2 separate regions of the Homo sapiens genome follow, and region 1 is linked to region 2. A link is a loop called in an ENCODE intact Hi-C map of the cell type or tissue named here. Cell type or tissue: OCI-LY7. All regions are shown on one strand. Links, peaks and the distances in the headings refer to the core of each region. The heading gives the core; the rest is flanking DNA. Region 1 has its middle 350 kb from the start of LINC03075. Region 2 overlaps LOC100128885 (a long non-coding RNA gene).

The links. Hi-C counts contacts between places; a loop is a spot of excess contacts. Peaks named below come from ENCODE experiments on the same cell type or tissue, not always from the same donor. Only the 100,000 strongest peaks of a DNase experiment are listed, where the experiment ranks them.
Region 1: a loop joins it to region 2, with 20 times the contacts of the local background. A loop is called at or near these places in 29 of 110 quality-filtered maps.

What each region holds. Positions count from the first base shown.
Region 1 is chr7:63,003,232-63,012,478 of GRCh38, forward strand. It overlaps the pseudogene RNU6-417P. Among named protein-coding and RNA genes, the nearest start is that of LINC03075, 350 kb to the right of the region's middle. In OCI-LY7, for the core only: a CTCF peak has its summit at 5,351 (motif pointing right); no DNase peak of the experiment used is centred there.
Region 2 is chr7:64,614,482-64,623,728 of GRCh38, forward strand. It overlaps LOC100128885 (a long non-coding RNA gene), which reads left to right. Exons shown (of 3, transcript NR_077227.1): 3 at 18-4,108. Among named protein-coding and RNA genes, the nearest start is that of ZNF107, 47 kb to the right of the region's middle. In OCI-LY7, for the core only: CTCF peaks have their summits at 4,810 (motif pointing left), 5,012, 7,381 (motif pointing right) and 7,591; DNase peaks (open chromatin) are centred at 4,780 and 5,430.

The DNA.
Region 1 (9,247 bases), core at 902-8,901, 1.6 Mb before region 2:
ATACCTCACCTTATGCATTTGTCTCATTATTTCCTCATGTTTTAGTTTAACTGGCCCTTTCTCTGAATTTTTCTATAAACGGGAAGTTAAATCTAACCAGGTTTTATTAGATTCAGGTTAGACATTCTAGCAACAACATTTCACAAATGGCACTGTAGCCTTCATATGGCATCTCCTCAGGAGGCTCATGGTGTCAGGTTTTCTAGTGGTGATGTTGGGTTAAATCATTCAGTCACTTAAAATGATGACTTGCAGATGCAATTAATACTTGAGCACTATGAGAATACATTATTCACCAAAATAATTTTAATTGATGATTTTATCACTTGATCATCTTTGACTGAATCACTTACTTCACTGAGAGTTACAAACAGTAATTTTCTAATTCTTACATTTCTTACACTTAACTCACATTATTTTGTGAAAAGCTGTCCCTCATCAACTAAGAAAGGCAGGCTAATCATTTAATTATTTCAATTTAATTATTGTCATTTTTCTTTTTTATTTTTTTATTTAGAGTATCATTACACACTCATGGATTTTACTTTATTCAATGTTTACAATATGTTAAATTCACTCTTGAAATTCAAACTGATTTAAATTGCACAACTGTAAGGCCCTTCAAGCTAGCACTTGTTTACAATGATACAGCCTTATTTGTCGTTGACCATTTCCTTACTTTGTGGTAAAATGAGTTCTCCCAGGCTCATCTTGTATTTTTTCTGCCCAGAATTAGAGTCAGCCAATTCTAGGTTAAGGAAGACCAAAGGGTTCTTGTCCTCTTGAGTGGAGAATGATATTAAGAAGCCCTGCTTTGTGCGCTAGATGTGCTCATTGCTTCCTGAAAGACATTGCTTTGAAGATTTTTCAGTAGACATAGCTAGTAAATATATTTATTTTTGAAAGCTTTATAGTGTATTTTATTATCTAATTGGTTAGCCCCCTCTTTTCTTTCTCAGAATATTCTCTGCTATTTTTACATATAAATATACATTTCAAATCAATTTAGCTAATTCCAGAAAAACTTCCTACTGGTCCTCCTATTTAGATCATGTTACCACCATACACACACACACACACACACACACACACACACACACACGACACACACAATCCTGGGAACAACAGCCCTCTTTATGATGCTACCACATCATATTGAGGATCATCAATCACATTCATTTAGTTTCTTCTCAAAATTCATGGATTTTAGTGATGGATTACAAAGCTTTTATCTCAGGCCTTACCTTCTTTTGAGCCTATGCAACATTAGCTCTGTTGAATAATACTTACATACACACACACACACACCATACACTTTTTCTGAGTTTCAGTGGCTATCATCTTAACTCTATTTTTCTGCCTTTTATCAGCCCCTTTTACATCCACTAAAAAAAAATGCAGATGTTCCCAAATTTCTACTTGTGCAGGACTTATTCCCACTTAAGAGTTTCAATGTAGATGATACTGTCATATCTCCTTCTAATCTTAAATGTCTTCCCAGCTCTAGACCTGAATTTCCATTGCACATTGGTCATTTAATCCAGAAGTTAACGTCAGAACTTCAAATTACTATGTTCAAAACTGAATCATTTTCCCACCTCCAACCAAATCAGGCTCTCCTCTAGATATTTCTTTCTCTTGTTTTGTTTTATACCACCTGTTTTCAAGATATCCAGATTCCAAAATTCAAAGGCAGCATTTAACCCTCCTTATACTTTGACCTCTAAATCCACTGATTTTATCAACTTGTGGACTTATGATCAAGTCTTCAAAATCCATCTCATCATGTTCATTCACACTGTTTCCACTATAGTTTATGTTTCCCATTCTGCATTGAAAATATTCACTTTTTCAAGTTCCAAGGAAACTAATGATGGAAGACTTTCTTACACATCTGAAGAGGCAACTAAGCACAGAATCTTCAAATAATATGTTACACTTATATGCGTTTTTTTACTAACAAACATAAAATGAGCTTGAAAAATGTCACATCCAAATACGTGTAACAGTAAAATTGTGAGGTGGTATGATGTTGACGGTGAGATGTTGGTAGACAGACAAGAAAGACACCTATATTTATAGAGCTCTGTGTTATGAAATAATTAACTGTTCAGTTTTCCTTGCACAAAAGACTAATTTTCCACATCACACTGCAAAACTTCAAGAGTAGAGATTACATTTTGTACTCAGTAAGTAAATGTTCAATGTGTTTCCCAAGCTCTGTGCAAAGCAACTAAGGACAGAGAACCATCTCTTCTGACCCAACCACAGAACGACAGTGGTAACTCACAAATGTGATGCCATGCATTGGCTCTCTTCAGAAAACCTGTCTTGGAGAGACATGTGATGACATGGTCACAGGAAGGTCCTTTCACGACCAGTTAAGAGTATCTATGTGGGACAATTTTCTTTTGTTTCTGCTCAAAGCACCCACTAGTGGTAAGCACTCACTGTTGAAAACTTGCCAAACTACAGACATTTTAAGTAATGTCTCAAGAATAAATAAATAGCAGTTGTTTTATATTAGGAAAAACAAAAGAAACAAAAAAATCCTCTCCGCAAATGAAGCATCCCTGTATAGAAGAAAAAACATGAGGTGTCAGTTAAGACTTCTTGTATGTCAGATTTCCCTTTACCACCTGTGGAGCTCTGAGCTCCAAGTCTCAGTTTCCTCCAACATATAAAATAATATTATTATCTAATCATGGAGGGGAAGTACAAATGGAATTGCATTCATTTGACACATCAGTTTCTTTCCCTGTCATCTTGATTTAGTGAAAAAATAGCTGTTCCTTACTCGCACCTGTTAATAATTTCTGAAATGACTCAGAAATGTGTTGCCCCTCTTATTATTTAGCATATGGCTATCAAAAGGTGTATAAAAATTTTCTCTAAACACATGGATTATGTATGAATGCAATTAATTCCCACTCTGAAGTTTGGGGAAGAATTCAACCATATTATTCTAAGCAAAAACTATATTAGTGAGTTAAATGGAATTTTACCAAACATATTTCTGCACAGCAAATCTCTAGTGTTTTGTGATATAAGAGCACTTGGGGATGCATGCTATTGTATCTTCCAGAAGACCAGTGCAAGACTTCCATGCTCTACTCCAGAATTTTCCTCTCTATTTAGATTTTTACATGGTCAAATAAATAACTCTTGAAGTCTTGACCCCAACTGAGAAATCTGCAAAGACAGTCCAGAAAATATAAATCCTAAATACTAACCGAAGTCCTCTGACTGCCATCTCTGTGGCTACAAATGGATAGAAAAAGACATTAAACTAATGCCTCTTTATTTTCCAGGACTCAGTCCCAGGAAAATAGCAAGATAATTCAAAACTAACAAACAAAAATCTTTTTAAATGTACGGAAGAATTTAGAAAAACACAAAGTCAATTTGCCACAAGGTAAGTTTGATATTTAACATAAGTCTAACAAAAGAAAACAAAATTCCCAATGTATTATCAAAAATCTTAAAGCAATGAGGATAAACAAAACTATTAAAGTTGGCAACAGCTGTGTTAGATCTATGTAGTCTGCAGATCAAAATTTAATAATAAAAGGAAGGGTGATGACACATAAAATTATGTAAACTTGTTAACAGTGTAACTTGCTATTGATACATTCAGAAATCAGGTATTACTTACATGTTATTGAATATTGTTTTCAAAATCATGATGTAGCAAAACAAACTGTTTTTATTGCCAATAAAATGAAAGTTTATGTTGCCTGCCAATTACTGAAGAGAAATTTATTAAATCAAAGAATCATACTGAATTATGAAAATGGGATCTTTACAAGCATTTGTACAAGTCACTGGCAGTAGTAGATAGTAGTACTAATAAGAGAATAATAACAATAACTGCAGATCGATACAGACCTTTTTAAACATAATATTATTTACTTTCTGGAAGTCCATAAAAATTTGAAGAATAAAATTAATCATTACTTCAGGTTTTCATAGCAAAACACAGAGTTTTCATAATGACAGTATGATAAAAGAAGTAAAGAAATAACTATTTTTTAAAGTCTCAGCTAATCATCATTTAAAAATAAAGATTTCATGGCTGATAAAATTATCTGTACACCAAACCCCTGTGACATGCAATTTAGCCATGTAACAAAACTGTACATGTACCCCTTCAAACTAAAAGTTGGAAAGAAAAAATAAAAATAAACAAATAAAATAAAAATAAAAGTTTCAAAAGTCAGAGAGAAAAATCAATTGTAATTGAAATATTTTTATCAAATTTGTTCTTATTATTCAAACTATCTTATATATCCACTTCTCTTCTACTTCCATAACGGAGCTTTTTGAAGACTTGAAATATAGTTATATCAATGAATGCCCAGGTTAATTAGTTGCTTACACTATCAGTAAACAGTAAACAAAACATGACCACATTCTTACTGGGATAGAGTTGCAAAAATGCAACAGACATATACTTCTCACTGGAATTTCTATATACTTATTACTGGCTCTTAAAATAAGTAAATATTGCATTTAAGAAACAGCTATCCAAATATTTCACATTTCTTTTAACTAGGAAGAAAATATTTAGCATATCAAATTATTTTTCTAATTAACAATTTATGTATTCTGAAGACATCATTTTTTTGTATTGTTATAGTAGCTGTTTTAATCACTAGACTTTCATACAAATTAGAGAAAATAAACCAACTACCATTTTTAAGAAAGGTAACACATCTATTATGGCTAAGGATGTGTCTTTATAATTGTATGTTTGGAACTTTTCCCCCTTGTATATACACCACCACGGTGTGGCTATTTGATGCATGTTAAGAAAAAAATCAGGGTGCTACTTGATTGTTTATGACCATGAAAAATAAATATAAAAAATAAGTGTTAATCTTCAATGATGAAAAGTTATTCATTTAGATATTCTTGGACAGACCACACACTCAAGACAGAATTCCAAATAGAACTTTCTTTCTTTATATCAAGACTGAGACAGACATTGCAAAATTAATTTAGTAATCCAAGATTTTAAACAATACCTATATTTTAGCATCCCATAGAAAGTTCTAGAAAATTTAGCAGGTTTTCAGTTTGTGATTATTTCTTTGTCACAGTTTAAATAGTAAACTGTTTGAGGTCAGAGAGTGATCCAATGCCAATTCACTTTGTGGGTCTTCTTTCCTTCCGTCCCCATCGTTATCTTGGAAACCCTCTCTCCTTACAAAATAGAAACTTTTTTCCCTCCTTCTCTCTCAGTAAGCAGTTGAAAAGATCTGCACAATTAAATTGATCTAAATCCCTGTGGGTTGCTTGGTGAATGAAAAAATAAATTTTTTCCATGAGAAGCCAGTAGGTGGTGCTAAATCTAGGATACTACCTTCAACAATTTTAAACCAAAAACTAAACAAGTGGCCAGTTTAAGAGTTGTAGAATTCCCAGTATGATTCACACAGGAAGAAATCTGAAAATTTTGAATGTAATAGAAATGTAATAAAAGTATACAATATAATTAAAGATGAATCTTAAATAAATGAAAACATAGATATCTAAATGTTCTTAGAATGATCTTAAGTTACAGAAATTAAAGCACAGCTACCTCTCTGTCCTCACATTAAAATCGTCTTCGGTCCCATTAATGATTTCAATCTCATTGGGAAATATGTCCAATTGCCCATGTTTAAGGCCATCTGGGATCTTGAAGATCTTTATATCAGATACAACCACATTAATATTCTACGATAGAATCTTGCTAATAGGATTATAAGCAGTCAAAAAGGTTAGGAAGAAATCATCTGAGAAAGTCACTCCCTAATATTAAGAGGATCAATTAGCCAGGCATATTTGGGGATAGAGGATACTGTGCAGTAACCAGGGGCTTATGAAGAAAAGAGGCGGGGGGCAGGATTTATTTATTTTGGTTAGGGAGGCATTGTGGACTTCCAAATAAAGGTTCCAGAAAAGGACTTCTTAACTTCTGTTAATACAAAGTAAATGACTTTATCATCCTCAAAGCTTTTCTTGGCTCCCCACTGACTGATTTCTTGGCTATCAAAAAATAGGTTAAACCTGTTTAATGTGTTTTCACCTGAGAATTAATACAAACTTGGCCTGTGGTGGGACCAAGTTCAGAGGCCTTTCACATATCTCTAGTGATCTCTTAGGGCCTCAAAGTTGGAAGGAACTTTTGCAGGAAGTAAGGTCCCTGGATGTATTTTAAGTGAGAGCTGGCATTTACTCCCCAGCTAAGAGCATATAGTCCTATCCACTGAGACATCTTTGTTCAATCTCTGAGCTGACATCCCAAAGTCAATATCTTCTTTTACTTAAGCCATAGAAAAATGGAGAAATAGTGGACCAACATTGCATATAGGGTCTCCTCCTCTAGAAACTTCTAGCCAGTAAGGATGTGTGGGTTAAGGAGCATGCCCTGGCACATATTGGGCAGCTTTCTACAGGGTAGGTTATACTGATGCTATACATTTTAATGCTGAGACTTGAACTCTGAGAATAAAAGGATCAGATTTGACTCTGTGAAAATCTGGTCATAAAAAAAAGAAGAATTCAGCCAGGCCTGGTGACTCACGCCTGTAATCTTAACACTTTGGGAGGCCGAGGCAGGTGGATTGCTTGAGCCCCAGGAGTTGGAGACTAGCCTGGGCAACTTGGCAAAACCCCGTCTCTACAAAAAAATAAAAAAATAGCTGGATGTGGTGGCAGGCACCTGTAGTCCTAGCTACTCACGAGGCCGAGGTGGGAGGATCACCTGATCCCAGGAAGTCAAGGCTGCAGCGAGCCGTGATTGTGCCACTGCACTCCAGTGTGGGTAATAGAGTGAGATGCAGTCTCAAAATAAAACAAAATAAAATGAAAAACCATGAATTCCATTTTTAACATTGTTACAAGATTTTAAAAATTATGTTTCATATTGAGTATTTTTTGGTAGTTTGTAGTTTTCAAGGAATTGGTCCATTTCATCCAACTTCTTGGGATTATATACGTAGAGTTGCTTAGTATTTCCTTACTATCCTTTTATTAGGTTTTTTTTTTTTGGTTGTTTGTTTTTTGAGATGGAGTCTTGCTCTGTCACCCAGGCTGGAGCGCAATGGCACAATTTTAGCTCACTGCAACCTGTGCCTCCCTGGTTCAAGTGATTCTAGTGCCTTGGCCTCCTGAGTACCTGAGATTACAGGTGCCCGCCACCACGTTTGACTAATTTTTGTTTTTGTTTGTTTGTTTGTTTTTTGTTTTGAGACAGAGTCTTGCTTTGTCTCCAAGGGGGGAGTCCAGTGACCGATCTTGGCTCACTGCAACCTCCACCTCCCGGGTTCAAGTGATTCTCCTGCCTCAGCCTCCCGAGTAGCTGGGACTACAGGAACCCACCACCACGCCCGGCTAATTTTTTGTATTTTTGTAGAGATGAGGTTTCACTGTGTTAGCCAGGATGGTCTCGATCTCCTGACCTCATGATCCACCTGCCTCGCCCTCCCAAAGTACTGGAATTACAGGCATGAGCCATCATGCCAGGCCTAATTTTTGTATTTTTAGTAGAGACAGAATTTCACCATGTTGCCCAGGCTGGTCTTGAACCCCTGACCTCAGGTGATCTACCCTCCTCGGCCTCCCAAAGTGCCAGGATTACAGGCATGAGCCACTGCACCCAGCCTTGTTTTGTTGTTTTGTTTTGTTTTGAGGTTTTGAGACGGAGTTTGGCTCTTGTCACACAGGCTGGAGTGCCCTGTCACAATCTCAGCTCACTCCAGCCTCCCCCTCCCAGGTTCAAGCGATTCTCCTGCCTCAGCCTCCTAAGTAGCTGGGATTACAAGCATGAGCCACCATGCCTGGCCCTCTTTTTTTAAGACAGAGTCTCACTCTGTTGCCCAGGCTGGTGTGCAGTGACATGATCTCAGCTCACTGCAGCCTCTGCCTCCCGGACTCAAGTGATCCTCCCACCTCAGCCTCCCTAGTAGCTGGGACCAAAAGCATGTACCACCACGTCTGGCTAATTGTTGTACTTTTATTTATTTATTTATTTATTTATTTATTTATTTATTTATTGTTGCACGAGGGGGCAGGTGGCAAGGTGCCACACCTGAGTGGGGTTGGCCAGATTTTTCTCCAATCGCGAACCTCAGTGGTGCAATGGGAGATGAACACGGGAAGGCTATGGCCTCACGGGCCCTGTGACATTATGGCAGGATCCAGGGAAGGGAAGCAAAGCAAAGTAACAGGCAGCAGACTGTGGCAAGAATATGGAATGCATCACAAATTTGCATGTCATCCTTGTGCAGGGGCCATGCTAATGTTCACTGTATAGTTCCAATTTGAGTATATGTGCTTCCAAAGTGAGCACAATTTTTGTGCTTTTTGTAGAGACAGGGTCTTGCTATGTCACCCAGACTGGTCACAAACTCCTGAACTGAAGTGATTCTACCACCTTGGCTTCCCAGAGTGCTGGGATTACAGGCATGAGCCACAGTACCTAGCCTCAAATGGAAAATTTAAAACAAAAATACAATAACAAAAATTTAAAACTCACTAGATGGACTCAATTAATGCTATGAAGAGGAGGAAGAGTCAGGAGACAAGGGTGGATTGATAGAAAGCACTCAAACTGGCCAGGCATGGTGGCTCATGCCTGCAATCCCAGCACTGTGGGAGGCTGAGGTGGGTGGATCATTTGAGGTCAGAAATTTGAGACCAGCCTGGCCAACATGGCGAAACCCCGTCTTTACTAAAAATACAAAATTAGCCAGGCATGGTGACACATGCCTGTAATCCCAGCTACTCAGGAGGCTGAGGCAGGAGAATTGCTTCAACCCGGGAGGCGGAGGTTGTGGTGAGCTGAGATCGCACCATTGTACTCCAGCCTGGGCAACAAGAGCAAAACTCTGTCTCCAAAAAAAAAGAAAATAGTACCTAAACTGACCCTTGACAGGGAGGCTCACGTGTGTAATCCCAGCACTTCAGGAGGCGTACGTGGGTGGATCACCTGAGGTCAGGAGTTTGAGACCAGCCTGGCCAAGATGGTGAAATCCCATTTCTATTAAAAATAGAAAAATAAGCTGGGTGTGGTGGTGTGTGCCTGTAATCCCAGCTTCTCAGCTATGCGGGAGGCTGAGGCAGAAGAATCATTTGAACCAGAAAGTCAGAGTTTGCAGTGAGCTGGGATTGCACCACTGCACTCCAGCCTGGTGACAAAGTGAGACTCCGTCTCAAAAAAAAAAAAAAGCCAGGCACAGTGGTGAGTGCCTGTAATCCC
Region 2 (9,247 bases), core at 908-8,907:
GACCTTTCTTTTTTCAGACTTGTCTGCAGCGCAGATTGCTACATATTGCTTGGCCCAGCTCCTATGTGATGTGACTCTCCTGTCATACCTGAGTGCTCCCCACTGCGGTAATTGTGACATATAGCTGGGCTCTGGCCCTAGTTTATGTAACTTTTCTTCCTGACTGCTACTCACCTGGGGGCATTGTGACATATCTCTGAACCTCTCACCTAAGTGATGTGAATCTCCTGCTTGAGCCCACTTCTCAGGGAGTATTATTATATATTGTCACACACAGCAACTAGGTGATATGACTCTCTCTACAGCTTGGACTCTGCCCAATAAAAAACTGTGATGTATCACTGGACCCAGCACCAAGGCTATGTGACTCTCCTGCCGGGGCTCTACATTCATTGTTTTTGTGACATACGGCTGGGAATAATGTCTAGGTCATGTGACTGTCCTGCATGGACCCTGCCCACAGGGGTATTATGACACATTTTTTTAGTCATCTAGGTGATGTGACTCACTTCTGCCTGGGCCCTGCCAGAAAGAATGATAGTGACTTATCACTGAACCCAGCACTTAAGTGATGTGACTCTCCTCTTTTGCCTGGACCTTGCATGTTTTTGGTATTGTGACATATTGCTGGGCCCAACACCTAGGAAATGAGACATTTTTGCTTCAGCCCTGACTACAGGCAGCTTTCTGACATTACTCTGTATCCATCACATAGGGCATACGTCTCTCATCTCTTCTGCCTGCACCTGCCCACAGGGAAGATGGTGACATAACACAACAACTAGGTGATGTGTCTCCAGCCTGGGCCTAGCCCACCAGAAGTATTGTGACAGCTGGTTTCTGAGCCCAGTGATATGTTACAATGCTCCCTGTGGAGCCCCCTGTGACACCTGGTCTCAGAAACTAGGTGATGTGACTACTGCCCAAGCCCTGCTTTTAGAAAGGAATTGTGACTTATCACTGGCCAAATGTGACATGAGCCTCCTGCCTGGTCCTTGCTTTCAGAGAAGACCATGACATATCTCTGTTCCAGCACCCAGGTGATGTGATAATACTGCCTGGGCTCTCCCCTCAGGAAGTATCAAGACATATTTCTGGACCCAGCCCATAGGTGGTATGACTGTCCTCCACTACTTAGACTCTGCCCAAGAAGCGACTATGATGTATCAATATTCCCAGCACTTAGATGATGTAACTCTCTTATGCTTGGGCCCTGTTCACATAGTATATGAAACATATGTCTGGGTCCATCACCTAGTTGATGTGACTCTTCTGCATGGGCTCTGTCCATGGAGATATGAAATATTTTTTCATTCATCCCCTGCCATTTCTCTTTTGTGCCTCTTTTGCCTGGGCCTTGCCAAAAAGAGGATTATAATGTATCACTGGACCCAGAACCTAGGTGAGGTGACTCCTATTTTGCCTGGGGCTCACATATTTGGGTATTGTGATATAGGGGATGGATGGGAGGCACATGAGTGGGCTTTGCTCACAGAAGGCCTTGTGACATCTCAGCATTCATTACCTAGGAAATGTGACTATTGTCTTCCATTTGCACCCTGCTTACAGGGAAGATTGTGACATATTGCTGGACCTAGCAACCAGGTGATGTGTCTCTCTTGCCTGAACCCTGCCCACAGGGAGCATTGTAACATATCTCTGGGCTCAGCAGCCAAGGGATGTTACTATCCTTCCCGGTCCCTGCCCTCAAGTAATATTGTACAAATCTTTGGCCCAGCACCCGGGTGATGTGACTCCCCTGCTTATTACCTACCTGCACGTGGATTTGTTACACATAATGTTGTTCCAGCTCATAGGTGTGATGATGACTCTCATATATTGAACCAGCCAATAGTTGATACAGTCTCTCATAGCTAGGCTTAGAAAAATGGATAAGATTCTGGGTCTTCTGTTTTTATAAAGGTCAGAAAGGAGTATCACACTCTCACATATGGTATAAAGTCTTCAGGTTGTACACAGTGTGTCATTGCAGAGCCCAGTGCACAGGTGAGATTTACTTGTGTGTATGCACACCCTACTATCCATTAAAATTGTAATTCTCACAGACGGACAGACCCTACTTGTAATCTCACATATGGATGCAGTCCACATTTGGAATTGTCATATGTGAACATCCAGCCAGATATGGGATAGTAAAACATTTTTAAATGCAGCTCATAGAAAGGTGAGGGCTCTCCTATCTAGACACAGAAAATTAGGGAGATGTTGACTCTTATACCTGGGGTTAAGAACACAGATATGATTATAGGTTCATACCAGCACAAATGTCTTAGAATAGATTGTGACTCTCATGCAAAACATAAAGCCCTAGCATAGTACAGAGAGTGTCCTAACAGGGCCAAGCACACAGGTGAGATTACGACACTTGTATGCACACACTTTCAACAGTAAAGATTGTCCTGCACCCACATAAACAACCCGCTGTTGAGGTTCTGAACCTCACACACAAAGCCAGCTGAAATTTGGAAAATTGAATCATGTGGATCTGGCCCACAGCTGGGTTGGTGACTCTCAGATAAAGATTCAGCACTCTTGTGAGCCTCTGACTCCACTAGGGGAAAATAGTTCACAGGAGGGATTGAGGCTTTCAGACACAGATCTAGCCACCTTTAAGACTATGACTCACGAAATTAGACCCAAAATAGAGAAGGTATTGACTCTCATACCTAGAACCAGGACGTGTGTGGGATGTTTAATATAATCCCTAGACCTTGCAGGTGTGATTGTGACATACACCTTTTCCCAGCACCTAAGTGATTTGACCCTTCTGCCTGGGCCCTACAGATGGGATTGTGGCAAATGACTAAACCTAGCACCTGGATGATGTGAGCCTATAATTTTGTCTAAGCACTTTTCACAGAGAGAATTGTGAAATATTGCTGGCCCTAACACCCAGGTGAAGTGACTTTCCTCTATTGCTTGATCTCTCTGCCCAAGGACAGATTGTGATATATGACTGGGCCCAGCACCTAGGTAATGTGACTTCCTTCTCCTGCCTGGGCCCTGCATACATTGAGTATTGTGACATATGGCTGGGTCTAACACTTTCATGATGCAAATCTGCATGGGCCCGGCCTACAGAGGTATTAGAACATATCTGTTTATTCATCACCCAGGTGACGGAGAAGAGGTGGTGATTGATTTCACTCTCCTCTTCTGCCGGGGCCCTGCCAAAATCAGGGATTGTGACATATCTCTGATTTTGCATCTAGCATCTAGGTGATGAAACCTGGTAGCATCTAGCATGTAGGTGGACCTAGCATCTAGGTGATGAAACTCTTCTGTTTTCCCTGGGCCCCACATATTTTGGAGATTATTACACATATCTGGGACCCATACCTATGGGATGGGGTGCTTCTGCCTGGGCCCTGCCCACAAGGGACCTTGTAAAATATCTTTTTATTTATCACCTAGGAAATGTGACTCTCTCTTACCTGTATTCTGCCCATAGAAAATGTTGTGACATATTGCTGGGCCATGACACCAGGTGATTTGTCTTTCCTGCTAAGGCCATGCCCAGAAGGAGCATTTTGACATCACTGGACTTAGCATACAGGCAATATTAATACAGGAGTTAAATCAAAATTATTTTAGGGAGTTAGTAAGAGTAAGGGTTCTCAATGGAATTTTTCTTTAATAAAACAGGGCCCCAGAGCTATTTGTTTTCCTAAAAGAAAGCAGCCTAAAACGTGAAGCTGTAAGCATAGATCAGCAAGCTGGAAGCTTGCATATGCAAATGCCAGGAGCTATACTAAAAGCCAGGTACACCACACATGACAATTTTCCCTCCTTTTTCTGTCATCACGTGTGCAGGTGTCATGGCATCGGCCAGGTAGAGATTACATTTACATAATAAAAGATTAGGGTAGAAGGGACATTTTCTTTGTGGGCTATGTAAATGGCACACCTGGTCAAACCAATCTCCTGGGCCCTGTGTAAATCAATCACTGCCTCCTCAATCCAATCCTCTATAAAATTGAATCTATTCTGCCCCAAACTCAGAAACCCCCTTGGGTGACCCACTTTTTCTGAAAGAGGAAGCTCTGTCTCTCCCTTTCTTCTATTAAACTTTCTGCTTCTTAAACTCACTCCGTGTGTGCGTGTCCATGTCATTAATCTTCTCTGTATGAGACAAGAAACCTCAGGTATGTCCCCACAGAACAAAGCCACTTCATTTGGGGGCTCCTTCAGAATCAGAAATGGAATGATAGGTATAAACATCAAAGCAATAAGTATGGAAGTGAACCTCAGAATCTGTCCTTTAATTTTGAGGCTATGGGCCTTATTATAAAATCAAATCAAATTAATAATGGGCATCCAAACAGCCATTTAAAAATGTGATTAGCATGGCTACTGTTCTTGAAGACTCAAATGTGAGGGTTACTGGGGAGAGGATGAATCCCCTGCAATACACACATTGGCCATGCTTTAAACCAGTTTTCTTTCATGGAGGACCTAGCCATTACATGGGGCTGGGAGAGGTTTTGGAGCAACTGAAAATTTCGGGCCAGGGCATACCCTGGTGTTATCCAAAGGCTTCTGGACTAAAGCCAACTTCTGACCACTCATCCAGGTGTTAGCAAAGAGAATCTCCATCTATCCTGTTGCAAAATTTCTCCTTTTCTATCTGCAGTCACCATGTCTTTTCTCTGTGTATGAAATGTGCAGGAATTTTTACAATTCGGGGGAACAGTTCTGTTAGGAAAGATCGGCAAATGCCATACTAACCCAATACACGTCCTCCGTGAGTACATGGTATTTCTAAGCCAACAGCACCACCTAGTGGAAATAGAAATTATCTCCATGAGGCACATTGTCAGTCTTTTGCAATACACTGTAGCTTCCCAATTCTCCCTTTTTGCACCGCTAAAAATCAGGCTCTATGCCCTTCTGTGAATGGGAAAATGCTGCCTTTAACAATTAAGAGTAAAATGTCTTCCATAGCTAAATTTTAGTTTGAATACTGTCCTATCAGCAGGAAAAATGCCATTAGGTCCCTTGTGTTCTTTAAGGCACCTATTCTGTCTCTAATTAAAATAGTACTTAATTAGTAAGGGAACTTTACATCCAAAAGTTAACCAGAATCATTTTCTAAGGGTAAATGATTTAGCATGGGGCATAAGAGTAGAATACAGAGTTCCATCTAGCACAATCCCTCCATTAAATGAGCCTTGCCCAAAGGCAACTATTACATATTCTTTCCCAAAATCCATTTTTTGGGGTGGCACACAGATCACACAAGTCTAGAAAGTCAAAGGGAAATCACAAGTGGACAAATAAGGCTATATGGGTAATTGTGGCTAAAATCCATCACCTAGTTCATCTGGTTTCATGGCTTGGAGAGGTCACACCCACAACCATGAGTGACACATTTAACATGGTGACAGGACCCAGGAACCAAGGAGAGAAAAGAGTAGAGGTGACACTCCCACTGTTTTCCCCTTCACCCTTGGTCATACCAAAAAAAAGGGAGACTAAAAGGACCCTTTTATTCTCACTTTTTCTAGATGGGCAACAGACCAACTTCAGCTTGCAACCCTCTGGAGTGCATTCTGTAACACTGGAACTTCTTTAACCTCCGGACTTTGAAGAAGAAAGCAACCATTTTCTTTTGCACAAGGGCATGACATTTATACTACACCTTTGCAGGTAGTGTAAGATCAACCCAGCTTTTTAAAAAGTCATATCAGGCAGGCTTATAGAAAATGATTCACCAGAATTAGAAAAGCAAGTTCCAGGGAAGCCATTTGAGAATCCCCCTTATTTAGAGCCATCTCAAGTTCTCTTATTACAAGACCTTAGCCAAATAAAGGAAGACTTAGGCTGATTTTCTGACAACCCCCAATAGGTATATAGAAGCTTTCCAAAATTTGACTCAGGTGTTTCACCTCACATAGAAGGATGTTGTGCTGCTCCTAAACCAAACCCTAACTGCAGCTGAAAAGCAGGCAGCTCTACAGGCAGCAGAGAATTGCAGAAATGAACAATATGTCGCCTATAATGCACCAAAATTTAAAAAGGAGAAAGTGAAGAAATAACAGAAACACCATTCCCAATAGGAAGGGAAGCAGTTCCTCTTTACAACCCTGGTTGGAACTCCAATAGCTCTGCAGATAAATGGAAAAAAAAAAAAACACTTTAATATGCATATTAGAGGGTTTATGAATAGGGACAAATCTCTTACTCTAAACTGTCCATGAGGACAAATCTCTTACTCTAAACTGTCCATGATAGACCAAATGCCAGAAAAGAGTCTTGCAGCCTTTATGAAAAGGCAGAGAGAGGCACTAATAGAGCATATCTCCTTTTCTTCTGATCCAATCAACAAATAGTGCATTCTAAAGGACAGGTTTATTACGCACGAAGCTCTCGATATTTTTTTTTTTTTTTTTTTTTTTGAGACGGAGTCTCGCTCTGTGGCTCAGGCTGGAGTGCAGTGGTGCGATCTCAGCTCACTGCAAGCTCTGCCTCGGGATTCACGCCATTCTCCTGCCTCAGCCTCCCGAGTAGCTGGGACTACAGGCGCCCGCCACTGCACCCAGCTAATTTTTTGTATTTTTAGTAGAGACAGGGTTTCACCATGGTCTCCATCTCCTGACCTCGTGATCCGCCCGCCTCGGCCTCCCAAAGTGCTGGGATTACAGGCGTGAGCCACCGCGCCAGGCCAAGCTCTTGATATTAAAAAAGAAACTACAAAAGCAGGCTATAGAATCAGATAGCACCTTAGAGAACCTCCTGAAGGTAGCCACTTCAGCCTTTTATAATAGGGACCAGGAGAAAACCCAAGAGAAAGCGAGGAAACTCAGGAGAAGGACAAAGGCTCTAGTAGTTGCTTTGCAAGCCTGCAATGTCCAGGATTTCCAAGGTTCATCTGCTCATTGCTATCAGTCTGGCAAGTCAGGGTACTTTAAGAAGCAGTGCCCAAGCATCAAGAAGAAGCCACCTCAACCCTCTGCAGGCTGTGGCAGAGACACTAGAGAGCAAACTGCCCCCAGAGATGAGGTCACTAGATTCAGAACCAGTCTCACAGATCGTTTGGCAGGAATAATGGGTCCTAGGGACCCAACCCCCAGCTCCAGCAGCTCAAACTGCCATTATAGCCTAGGATCCCAAGGTGATTCTGGAAATTAAAAGAAGGAAGATAATCATCCTTCTAAACAATAGAGCCAGTCTCCCTCTTTTCTGTTCTCTAATTCAGGTCTCCCCTCTTCCTGTAGCCACTGCCATGGTGGCTCTACTACTTAGAAAAGTCTCCAAATTAACCCTGGAAATTATAATCATAATTCTCTTTAATTATACTAGAGAATTTAACTTACACCCCACACAACATGACACAATTACTGTCCTCTAGGGGGACCTCTTAGGTAACAAATAGCCAGTAAAGCAAAAAATACATAAGGCAAGATACTCAGTAGTCACTCTAAACAACGTTATTAAAAGTGTGTCTCTCTCCCCAGCACAAACGCTCAATTAGCTGAACTGATAGCTCTTACAAGAGGACTTGAATTAAACAAAGGAAAGGTAGCTAACATTTACACAGACTAAAAGTATGCTTTCTTGGTTCTTCATGCTCATGCTGCCATTTGGAAGAAAATACATTTTCTTACCGCTAATGGATCTCTTTTAAAGTATCACCAGAAAATTATTCTCCGTTTTTCTTCCATGAAAAATAGCAATGATGCATTGTAAGGGACATCAAAAGGGAACAGATGAAGTAGCCGAAGGAAATACGTTAGCTAATCAGGCAATTAAGTCAGCAGCAAGGAAGCCTTGAGGCATCAACACACTTCAAGCCCCTCTAACCTGGGAAGGCTCCATAAGAGAAATTAAGCCTCAGTACTCCCCTGCAGAAATAGAATGGGCCACTTTTCGAGGGTATATTTTTAGACCTCAGGATGGCTACAATCAGAGGATGGCAAACTCCATTCGCCAGCCTTCAGCCAAAGGAAAATCCTTAGAATCTTTCACCAAGTTTTTCACTTAAGAAAGGATAAAACTTATCACTATGCCCAGAGATTGTTTTCAGAAGAGAACTTACTAAAAACAGTCAAATAGGTTGTTAATTCCTGTGAAGTCTGTCTTAAAAATAATCCACTGAACAGGTGGCTCCTTCCTCCTAAAACCCAAAAAATAAGAAGCTATCCAGGGGGAGGACTGGCTGATAGACTTCACCCGCATGCCAAAGACAAAGGGTATCCAATACCTTCTGTTTTGGGTATATACTTTTACTAACTGGGTGGAAGCATTTCCATGCCATACAGAAAAGACCTCTGAGGTAATAAAAGTGTTAATTAATAAAATAACTCCAGCCAGGCGCGGTGGCTCAGGCCTGTAGTCCCAGCACTTTGGGAGGCCGAGGCGAGCGGATCACGAGTTCAGGAGTTCGAGACCAGCCTGGCCAACATGGTGAAACTTCGTCACTACTAAAAATACAAAAAAATTAGGCATGGTGGTGCACACCTGTAATCCTAGCTATTCAGGAGGCTGAGGCAGGAGAATTGCTTGAACCTGGGAGGCGGAGGTTGCAGTGAGCTGAGATCATGCCACTGCACTCCAGCCTGGGTGACAAAGCGAGACTCTGTTTCAGAAAAAGATAAACAAACAAAAAAAACCCCTGCTTTGGTCTACCTAAATACCTTCAAAGTGACAATGGCCCCTCATTTAAGGCAGCTGTCACATGGGAGTCTCAAATGTGCTAGGCACAGAATATGGTCTCCATTGTGCTTAAAAATCCCAATTCTCAGTAAAGGTATAGAACAAATGATATTATCAAGAGACACCTTAAAAAACTTGTCACTCTTCTTCCCATGGCCTTACTATGGGTAAGAAATATGCCTTCCAAGTTAGGTGTAACCTGGGTGCGGTGGCTCAGGCCTGTAATCCTAGCACTTTGGGAGGCCGAGGCTGGTGGATCACAAGGTCAGGAGATCAAGACCATCCTGGCTAATACGTTGAAACCCCATCTCTACTAAAAATATAAAAACAAAATAAGCTGGGTGTGGTGGCGGGCGCCTGTAGTCCCAGTTACTAGGGAGGCTGAGGTGGGAGAATGGCATGAACCCAGGAGGCAGAACTTACAGTGAACCGAGATCGCGGCACTGCACTCCAGCCTGGGAGACAGAGTGGGACTCTGTCTCAAACAAACAAACAAAAACAAAGTTAGGTCTAAGCTCTATAAATGGCCTTTTCTTACCAACGATTTTTCTATTAAAGCAGAAAACCTAAT